Linked DNA regions of Homo sapiens: region 1 is linked to region 2. Evidence: read pairs that join two places in POLR2A ChIA-PET (ENCODE). Cell type or tissue: OCI-LY7. All regions are shown on one strand. Links, peaks and the distances in the headings refer to the core of each region. The heading gives the core; the rest is flanking DNA. Region 1 overlaps ABCA1 (ATP binding cassette subfamily A member 1). Region 2 overlaps TMEM38B (transmembrane protein 38B).

Region 1 (4,402 bases), core at 235-4,234, 790 kb after region 2:
GAGGATTTCTTACCCCTTTTGGCTTCTCAAATTTGACTATTAAAATGTTGCCTTTAAAAATAGGAACACAGTTTCAGGGGGGAGTACCAGCCCATGACCCTTCTGCAAGGCCCCCTAACTCAAGGTAGTTTCCCTGGAACTGTGGTTTATGGAATGTTTCAGGAGTGTGAGGAGGTATAATTTAAGGCTGTCCTAGCAAGGATACCCTTAAGGATAGAGGGCCCAGTAGCATCTGGAGGCCAGAAAAGTTAAACTGAGGCAGTCAGATTAGCTTCAGGCTCAATTAAGCTGATGGGTCAGCCTGGGAGAAATTGCAGGATGACTCTCAATATCCCCTCCCACCCCCACAGCAGCCACGATCTGTCTGTCTTTAATCATGGGTGCAGTGAACCTGTTCTTTCCAGGTGTCTTGGCCTTCAGTAACCTTGTTAGGCTTGTCCCTGAACGTGGCTACCGATCCAAAGACACATGATCAGAGAGGCAATTAGAGAACAGACCTTTTCCAAAGCAAGCATGTTCTGTTGGGCTTAGAAGTTTCATGTCCTAATATTATAGGACCCTGTGCATCTCTCTGGAGATGAGGCACATGAGTCATATCTGTGATTCTTGCTTTTGTGTCAACATCTCATGAATAGGCAATCAGAGCTTTGGCACCAATGTATTTTCAGTTCATATCTGATGTAGTTAAATCCACCTCCTGCTTTGTAGTTTACTGGCAAGCTGTTTTTGATATAAGACATCTAGAACACTGTAAATATATAACATTTTTATTTGTCTATTATACCTCAATTACGAAAAAGACATCTAGAAGCAACCTCATCAAGAGAGATACTGAGGCCGGGCATGGTAGCTCACACTTGCAATCCCATTACTTTGGGAGGCTGAGGCAGGTAGATCACTTGAGGTCAAGAGTTTGAAACCAGCCTGGCCAACATGTTGAAACCCTGTCTCTATTAAAAATACAAAAAAGTTAGCTGGGCTTGGTGGTGGGCACCTGTAATCCCAGCTACTCCGGAGGCTGAGGCAGGAGAATCACTTGAACCTGGGAGGCAGAGGTTGCAGTGAGCTGAGATCACACCACTGCACTCCAACCTGGGCACCAGAGTGAGATTACATCTAAAAAATAAAATAAAGTAATAAAAAAGAGAGATATTGATAGCTGTTGTTGGAAATTTCAACTTCCATCTCACTTCTGGTAACTTTTTGGAAGTTTGTTGAACAAAGTGGAATACACGCACATACACACACACACATACTCTCTTGTTTGTTTAAGGTTTAATGAAATAGCTGTCATATAATCACTGTTTTTGAAAGAGGAGAATTAGTTGCTATCTGTACATTTTGGGTATGTGAACTATTTGGATAGAACTCTGAGAAATGCATTCAGAACAACAAACAAAATCATAGGAGAAATAGCTAAGTGGGAAGGGGCATATAAGAGTTGTTGAAAAAGTTATTTCTTGAGAAACCAGCTCTAATGCTAGGCAAGTCACTTGCTTTGGGGGAGGCCTCAGCTTCTCTGTCTATAAGATTGCAGCAGGGGTGTAGTGGGAATGAGTCTTCAACATTCCAAGAGATTTTATCTACTAATACGACAGTCAAATGGAGCATGACTTTGTGGAAGCCTCTCCTCTTCCACCCAGAGGGGCCAATTTCTCTGTCCCAGTGAGATGTTGACACTTGTATGATCCCTGCTTGGAGACTTCCCTCTTCTGGAACCTGCCCTGGCTCAGGCATGAGGGCTGACTGTCACCCTTCGATAGGAGCCCAGCACTAAAGCTCATGTGTTGGCAGTGTTCTTGCGGGAAGGAAAAAGACCAGCCAGCCCATTTGTTACTGCACAAGCAAACAGCTTCTGGTAGCTGTACAGATACATGCACTTTCTTTCCTCACTGTGTTTCCATAGACAGATTTAGTGCTGTAGAAGAGTAGAGGGCAGTCACGGGAAGGAGTTCCTGTTTTTCTTTTGGCTATGCCAAATGGGGAAAAATCCTCCTATCTTGTCTTTTTAGTGTCATCCTCTCTCCCCTTTTCTTCTTCTTTATAATTCTCATCTCTCATCTCTCCTGGAAATGTGCATGTCAAGTTCAAAAGGGCACAATGTTTTGGTGAGGAAGAGGTGGGAGAACACGTGCCAGGTGCTAACTAGGGTCATCATTTCCCCCTTCACAGCCAGCTTCCTGTGAATGTGTGTGTGTGTGTGTGTGTGTGTGTGTGTGTGTGTGTGTGTGTGTATTTCTTTTGCCAGCATCACTGAATCTGTCTGCTGTCTGGTATTCCAGGTTTTGGTTTAGGGAAAAGTAAAAGTAATTTTATAATCCCAGCTGTCATTTAAGCCACCCCTTTGTGGGTAGCATATGGTCCACTCTCTCAGTTCATTGTCCTAAAGATGCTTCATCAGAAAGGAATAACTTCCACCCCGTTACTCTCTGTCCCCTTACTCTGCTTTATTTTTCTTCGTCAATCCTACCACCACCACCCACTGTTTGAACAACCCACTATTATTTGTCTGTTTCCCATCCCTGGTAGAATAGGAGCCCCATGAATGAAGGAACTTTGCTTCTGTTGTTCACCACTGAATCTCTAAGGTATGGAACACACCTGGCATGTGATAGGCACTCGATAAATATTTGTTGTGGCTCATGGGCACCTTGCAGAGTTAAGGCTGCAGTTGTTTGTGGAATTTATAAGTGGTAATGAATATTTATCTACTATTCCTCTTCCAAGGCGATCACACAATAATCAGGCTTTACACTATCCAGTTCTTAGGTCTTCCAAGTTATGACTTGTGAGGTATGTTAATTATGATAATAGAAGGCAGTTTATTTGGTTCAGATTTATTGATGTGTAATTTACCACAGTAAGACTTCCCCTTTACAAAAGTATGATGAGTTTTGACAAATGGATACACATGTGTATCTACCACTGCCATGCTCCTTTTCAGTCTGTCGTCCCCTCCACCCATGACCACTGGTCACCACTGCAGTGATTTCTGTCCCCTTCATTTCACCTTTTCCAGAATGTCATATAAATGGAATCATGCAGTATGTAGTTTTTTGTGTCTGGCTTATTTTTCTTAGCATTAGGCTTTTGGGATTCATCCAGGTTGTCGCATGTAACAGTAGCTTATTCCTTTTTATGGCTGAGTAAGTGTCCCAGTTTTATTTATATATTTATTTATGAGGAGGTGTCTCACTCTGTCACCCAGGCTGGAGTGCGGTAGCGCGATCTCAGCTCACTGCAACCTCCGCCTCCCAGGTTCAAGCAATTCTCCTGCCTCCTGAGTAGCTGGGATTACAGGCACCCACCGCCACGCCCAACTAATTTTTATATTTTTAGTAGAGATGGGGTTTCACCATGTTGGCCAGGCTGATCTCAAACTCTTGACCTCAGGTGATCCGCCCACCTCTGGCTCCCAAAGTGCTAGGATTACAGGCATGAGCCACTGTGCCCAGCCCCAGTTTTATTTATTCACCAGTTGATGGTCTTTTCGACAACTAATTGTTTCCAGTTTTTGGCTATTCTGTATAAGGCTTCTATAAATATTCACAAATACCTAGGATGGGATGACTGGGTCATATAATAGTACTGTATAACCTTAGCAGAAACTGTCAAACTATTTTCCAAAGTGGCTCTTCCATTTTACAATTCCACAGTGTATTGAGTCCCAGTGTCTCCATACACATGCTAGCACTTTTAATATTTAATTTAGTGGGTATGTAATGATATCTCATTGTGGTTTTAATTTGCATTTCTCTGCAGCTAATGATGAGTGTTTCTGCTTATTTGGGAAGGTTTTAATTTAGCAGTCTGTTGTATTCTGTAGATATTAATAACTTCAAAATATCAGTGGCATTTGCAGTTAAAATTTCCTTAAAAAATTGGCCAAAGGTTTCCAGCAGTCACTTCTGCCATGCCCAAACTGTATGAAACAAGGCTGAGGTGTGGAGATTGTCACATTTTGGCAAGGAGTGATCCACTTGGGTGACTGATGAGACCCAGAGAGCGTACGCCTCGGGCTTGAGGGTGAGGACGGGCGGGAAGTCGACTGCATGGCCCTGCTGGCCTTGGGAGGCTGCCCAGTCCTTAGCTAAAGCTGGCAGTTATGGGAAACAGACTTAGATTCTATTACGTTTTTCAGGATGTCCCAGGAGTCACCTGGGAAGCTCAGCAGTCCTTTGTGACTTTCAAGCATATGGTAGAAGCTGCTGAACACAGAGCTCCCTCTTTGGGGATAATTTGCCCAAATCATTTAATCAGGCTTGAGAAATGAGTTACCACAGGTCCAGGAGTGCTGCCACCCTTGAATTCTGACACCCTATTTCTCCTATCCGTCTCTTAATTAATTAAGCAGACATCCCCAAGTGCTTACGACAAGCCAGGACCCTTTTGCATACTAAGG
Region 2 (4,361 bases), core at 356-4,355:
TTTACTAACAATTTACAACACAATTGTTTAAATGTCACATAGGTCACCATACTGGCAGCTTACCAGATTGAAGATGCCAGTAATATGTTAGTGTGGTTTGCAAGAAACTTCAATGGAGGCTCTGCAAGCAGTAGACAGGATAAAATTCCTCCACCAAAACAGTGGAGCATAGCAGTAAACCAGCTTGAAATAGGATTCTTCCATGCCAATGCAGCTGCTCCTGAAATGGTAAAGTAAAATATGGTCTGTGATCATTATACATTTATTAAACAAGCCCCAAAGTACAAGTTGCACTAAACAAATAAACTTCTTAAATTCATAATTTTCAACAACTATTATTCATAGGTGTGCCAGTCAAAATCATTAAAAATCATACCTTTTATTCTTTAAAGCAAGACTGGAAACATTTTGTTAATGGGTGATTTTTGGCACTTTGGCACCTTTAAAATACTCTGTTCTGTTTAGGCTGTCATTGCCAGTTTCCTAGTAATGGATTATTATAAACGATATTCTCACTTATTGTCTCCTTCCATCCCAAACCCTACAGTAAGCACTCCCAGACAATATGTCAAAGTGATTTATTAAGAAAAATTTACAATCTTAAGTATATTGGAAAATAAAGAAGTTGAAATAAATAAACTAAGCTTTCAACAAGACAGGTGAGAAACAGAGTAACAAAATAAACCTAAAGGTGAAAGGTTTCTTAGGAATAGATATTTATACTACCTCAACACGAGTCTTAACTAATTACTTATTAATTGTAGAGGAAAATAATAACTTGAGAGTGGGGGAAACCTTTCAGACATCACTGTAAATAACATCAAGTGACTCCTGATATGATACACTGAGAACACATCATCACTTCTGTGGTATCTCTTTTTTTTTTTTACTTTGAGATAGAGTCTTGCTCTGTTCCCCAGGCTGGAGTGCAGTGATGCGATCTTGGCTCACCACAACCTCCACCTCCTGGGTTCAAGCAATTCTCCTGCCTCAGCCTCCCAAGTAGCTGTGACTACAGGCACCTGCCACCACGCCCAGCTAATTTTTGTATTTTTAGTAGAGACGGGGTTTCACTATGTTGGCCAGGCTGGTCTCAAACTCCTGATCTCGTGATCCACCCACCTCGGCCTCCCAAAGTGCTGGAATTACAGGCGTGAGCCACCGAGCCCGGCCACTTCTGTGGTTATTTCTAACAAAAATATACAACCTGAACTAATCGAATCAGACAAACCCAAACTGAGGGCTACTCTGAGAAAACAAAAACAAACAACAAACAACAACAACAACTGGCTTATATTTTTTAAATGTCAAAGTCAAAAAAACACCCAAAAAAAAGGCCAATAAAACATTCTAGATATGAACAATGTCTCTAACTCAAACTATATTTATTTATTTACTTAATTACTTATTTATTTATTTTGAGACAGGGTCTCGCTCTGTTGCCAAGGCTGGAGTGCAGTGGAGTGATCTCGGCTCACAGCAACCTCAGCATCCTGAGTTCAAGCACGTCTCATGCCTCAGCCTCCCAAGTAGCTGGGATTATAGGCACGCGCCACCACACCAGGCTAATTTTTGTATTTTTTTTTTATACTTTAAGTTTTAGGGTACATGTGCACATTGTGCAGGTTAGTTACATATGTATACATGTGCCATGCTGGCGCACTGAACCCACTAACTCGTCATCTAGCATTAGGTATATCGCCTGATGCTATCCCTCCCCCCTCCCCCTACCCCACAACAGTCCCCAGAGTGTGATATTCCCCTTTCTGTGTCCATGTGATCTCATTGTTCAATTCCCACCTATGAGTGAGAATATGCGGTGTTTGGTTTTTTGTTCTTGCGATAGTTTACTGAGAATGATGATTTCCAGTTTCATCAGAATCTACAATGAACTCAAACAAATTTACAAGAAAAAAACAAACAACCCCATCAAAAAGTGGGCGAAGGACATGAACAGACACTTCTCAAAAGAAGACATCTATGCAGCCAAAAAACACATGAAAAAATGCTCATCATCGCTGGCCATCAGAGAAATGCAAATCAAAACCACAATGAGATACCATCTCACACCACTTAGAATGGCAATCATTAAAAAGTCAGGAAACAACAGGTGCTGGAGAGGATGTGGAGAAATAGGAACACTTTTACACTGTTGGTGGGACTGTAAACTAGTTCAACCATTGTGGAAGTCAGTGTGGCGATTACTCAGGGATCTAGAACTGGAAATACCATTTGACCCAGCCATCCCATTACTGGGTATATACCCAAAGGACTATAAATCATGCAGCTATAAAGACACATGCACACGTATGTTTATTGCGGCATTATTCACAACAGCAAAGACTTGGAACCAACCCAAATGTCCAACAATGACAGACTGGATTAAGAAAATGTGGCACATATACACCATGGAATACTATGCAGCCATAAAAAATGATGAGTTCATGTCCTTTGTAGAGACATGGATGAAATTGGAAATAATTTTTGTATTTTTAGTAGAGACAGAGTTCCACCATGTTGGCCACGCTGGTCTGGAACTCCTGGCCTCAAGTGATTCACCCGCCTCAGCCTCCCAAAGTGCTGGGATTACAGGCATGAGCCACCACACCTGGCTTCCAACTCAAATTATTTTATTTTAATGTACTGGCATTTAGAAGAGAAAAAAGAAATTTCTCTGTCCTACCTTAAGATGTTTGAAATACGCTATCAATAGAATTATTTTCCCCAAAATTCTTAGCAACATTTGTCACATTGAGACCTAAATCTAATTCCAAATATAAGATGTTTAAAATGCAAATAATTACATATGAACTTTAATATCAAAATGCTTTCAGCCAGGCATGGTGGCTCACACCTGCAATCACAACACTTTGGTTTGGGAGGCCAAGCTGGGAGGATTGCTTGAGTCCAGGAGGTCGAGACCAGCTTGAGCAACATAGCAAGACTCCCATCTCCACAAAATATAAAAAATTAGCCAGGCTTGATAGTACACACCTGTAGTCTCAGCTACTCAGGAGGCTAAAGTGGAAGAATCACTGAGCCCAGGAGTTCCAGGCTGCAGTGAGCCATGATAGTGCCAATGCACTCAGCCTAGACAACACAGTGAGACCCTGTATCAAAAATAAATAAATAAATAAATAAATAACTTCATCATGAAACGAAAGCTACAAAGAAAAATAAAGTCACACTGTACTTCCATAAATACATTTAAAATCACATCTACAAAATAATCCCAAATTCTGGCAAAATGAATCATTAGACTACGCTTAATAGTTTTATGAACTTACAGTTATAACAAAAGTTAGAAAGATATTTTGTTAATGCACTGCATACATGACTTCTTTATTTTCTTGTACTCAGTCTATTTTAGTTCCAGAGTGTGTCCCTGTTTTTAAGAACTACTTGCACTGTAGCTATTTTCAAAACAGTTGACATTCAACTTGCTAGTGGCTGACATAACTTCTAGAAAGAAGCATGGGAATGTTCTAGCCTTCTTAAAACTTCAACTCTACATATTACATATTTTTAAATTGCATATTAGTTTACTTTTGCTTTAGTCTTTCCCCTTTATAGATTTATCTTCTTTTTAAAAAGAGAGAAAAATGAACAACATATCCTATATGCCTCAAGTATGCTTTTTCATCAAAATTATTTAAAAATAATCACGTAAGCAACAGAGGCTTACAGATTATCTATGACACAATTCAAGGAGTTTTAGATCAAGTTTGGGGGATTTTTTTGGTTTTTAAATTTTTTTAAATTTTTTCAGAGATGGGGTCTCACTATGTTGGCCAGGCTGGTCTCAAACTTCTGGCCTCAAGTGATCCTCCTGCCTCAGCCTCCCAAAGTGCTGGGATTACAGGCGTGAGCCACTGCACCCAGCCTTAGATCAAGTTTGAATCATAGTGGGCCAGGTAGATCCACATACTCACCTTGCAGTTATTCCCCAGTTCCTTAATGAGTAATTAGAACAGACATACTTGGCAACTGACTCAATGCCCATATAGATTCTCTGATTTATGGCATAAGGAGCAATATGGTATAATGGATCACATAGAAGCCCCTAGGTATTCCTCTCCTCACCAACAAAGTAACCAAAAACAATACCACAGAAATTGGTGCCACAACCAAAGACAAAAAGGTGGTGATAGCTACCACATTCCACTAACTTACCTGTTTGATCTAAATATAAGACAGATGGATCTTGGAGAATAGCTATGAATTATAAACACAGAAAGGTCGTGACTGTAATTGCAGCTAGTATTCAAGATGTAGTATTTTTACGGGGTCAAATCAACACAATTCTTATAACTTGGAAGCAAATGCTTTTTTCTTCCTATTAATTTGCAAAAAATCTCAGA

What was found. ChIA-PET counts read pairs that join two places held together with the same protein. Peaks named below come from ENCODE experiments on the same cell type or tissue, not always from the same donor. Only the 100,000 strongest peaks of a DNase experiment are listed, where the experiment ranks them.
Region 1: POLR2A ChIA-PET joins it to region 2 with 5 read pairs; 2 of 35 experiments call an interaction of 5 or more read pairs at or near these places.

The regions. Positions count from the first base shown.
Region 1 is chr9:104,907,440-104,911,841 of GRCh38, reverse strand. The region is part of intron 1 of ABCA1 (ATP binding cassette subfamily A member 1); the gene reads left to right. Among named protein-coding and RNA genes, the nearest start is that of ABCA1, 19 kb to the left of the region's middle. In OCI-LY7, for the core only: no CTCF peak of the experiment used is centred there; DNase peaks (open chromatin) are centred at 401 and 2,151; H3K4me3 peaks cover 369 bases; H3K27ac peaks cover 1,566 bases.
Region 2 is chr9:105,701,456-105,705,816 of GRCh38, reverse strand. It overlaps TMEM38B (transmembrane protein 38B), which reads right to left. Exons shown (of 6, transcript NM_018112.3): 2 at 64-220. Among named protein-coding and RNA genes, the nearest start is that of TMEM38B, 9.1 kb to the right of the region's middle. In OCI-LY7, for the core only: no CTCF peak of the experiment used is centred there; no DNase peak of the experiment used is centred there.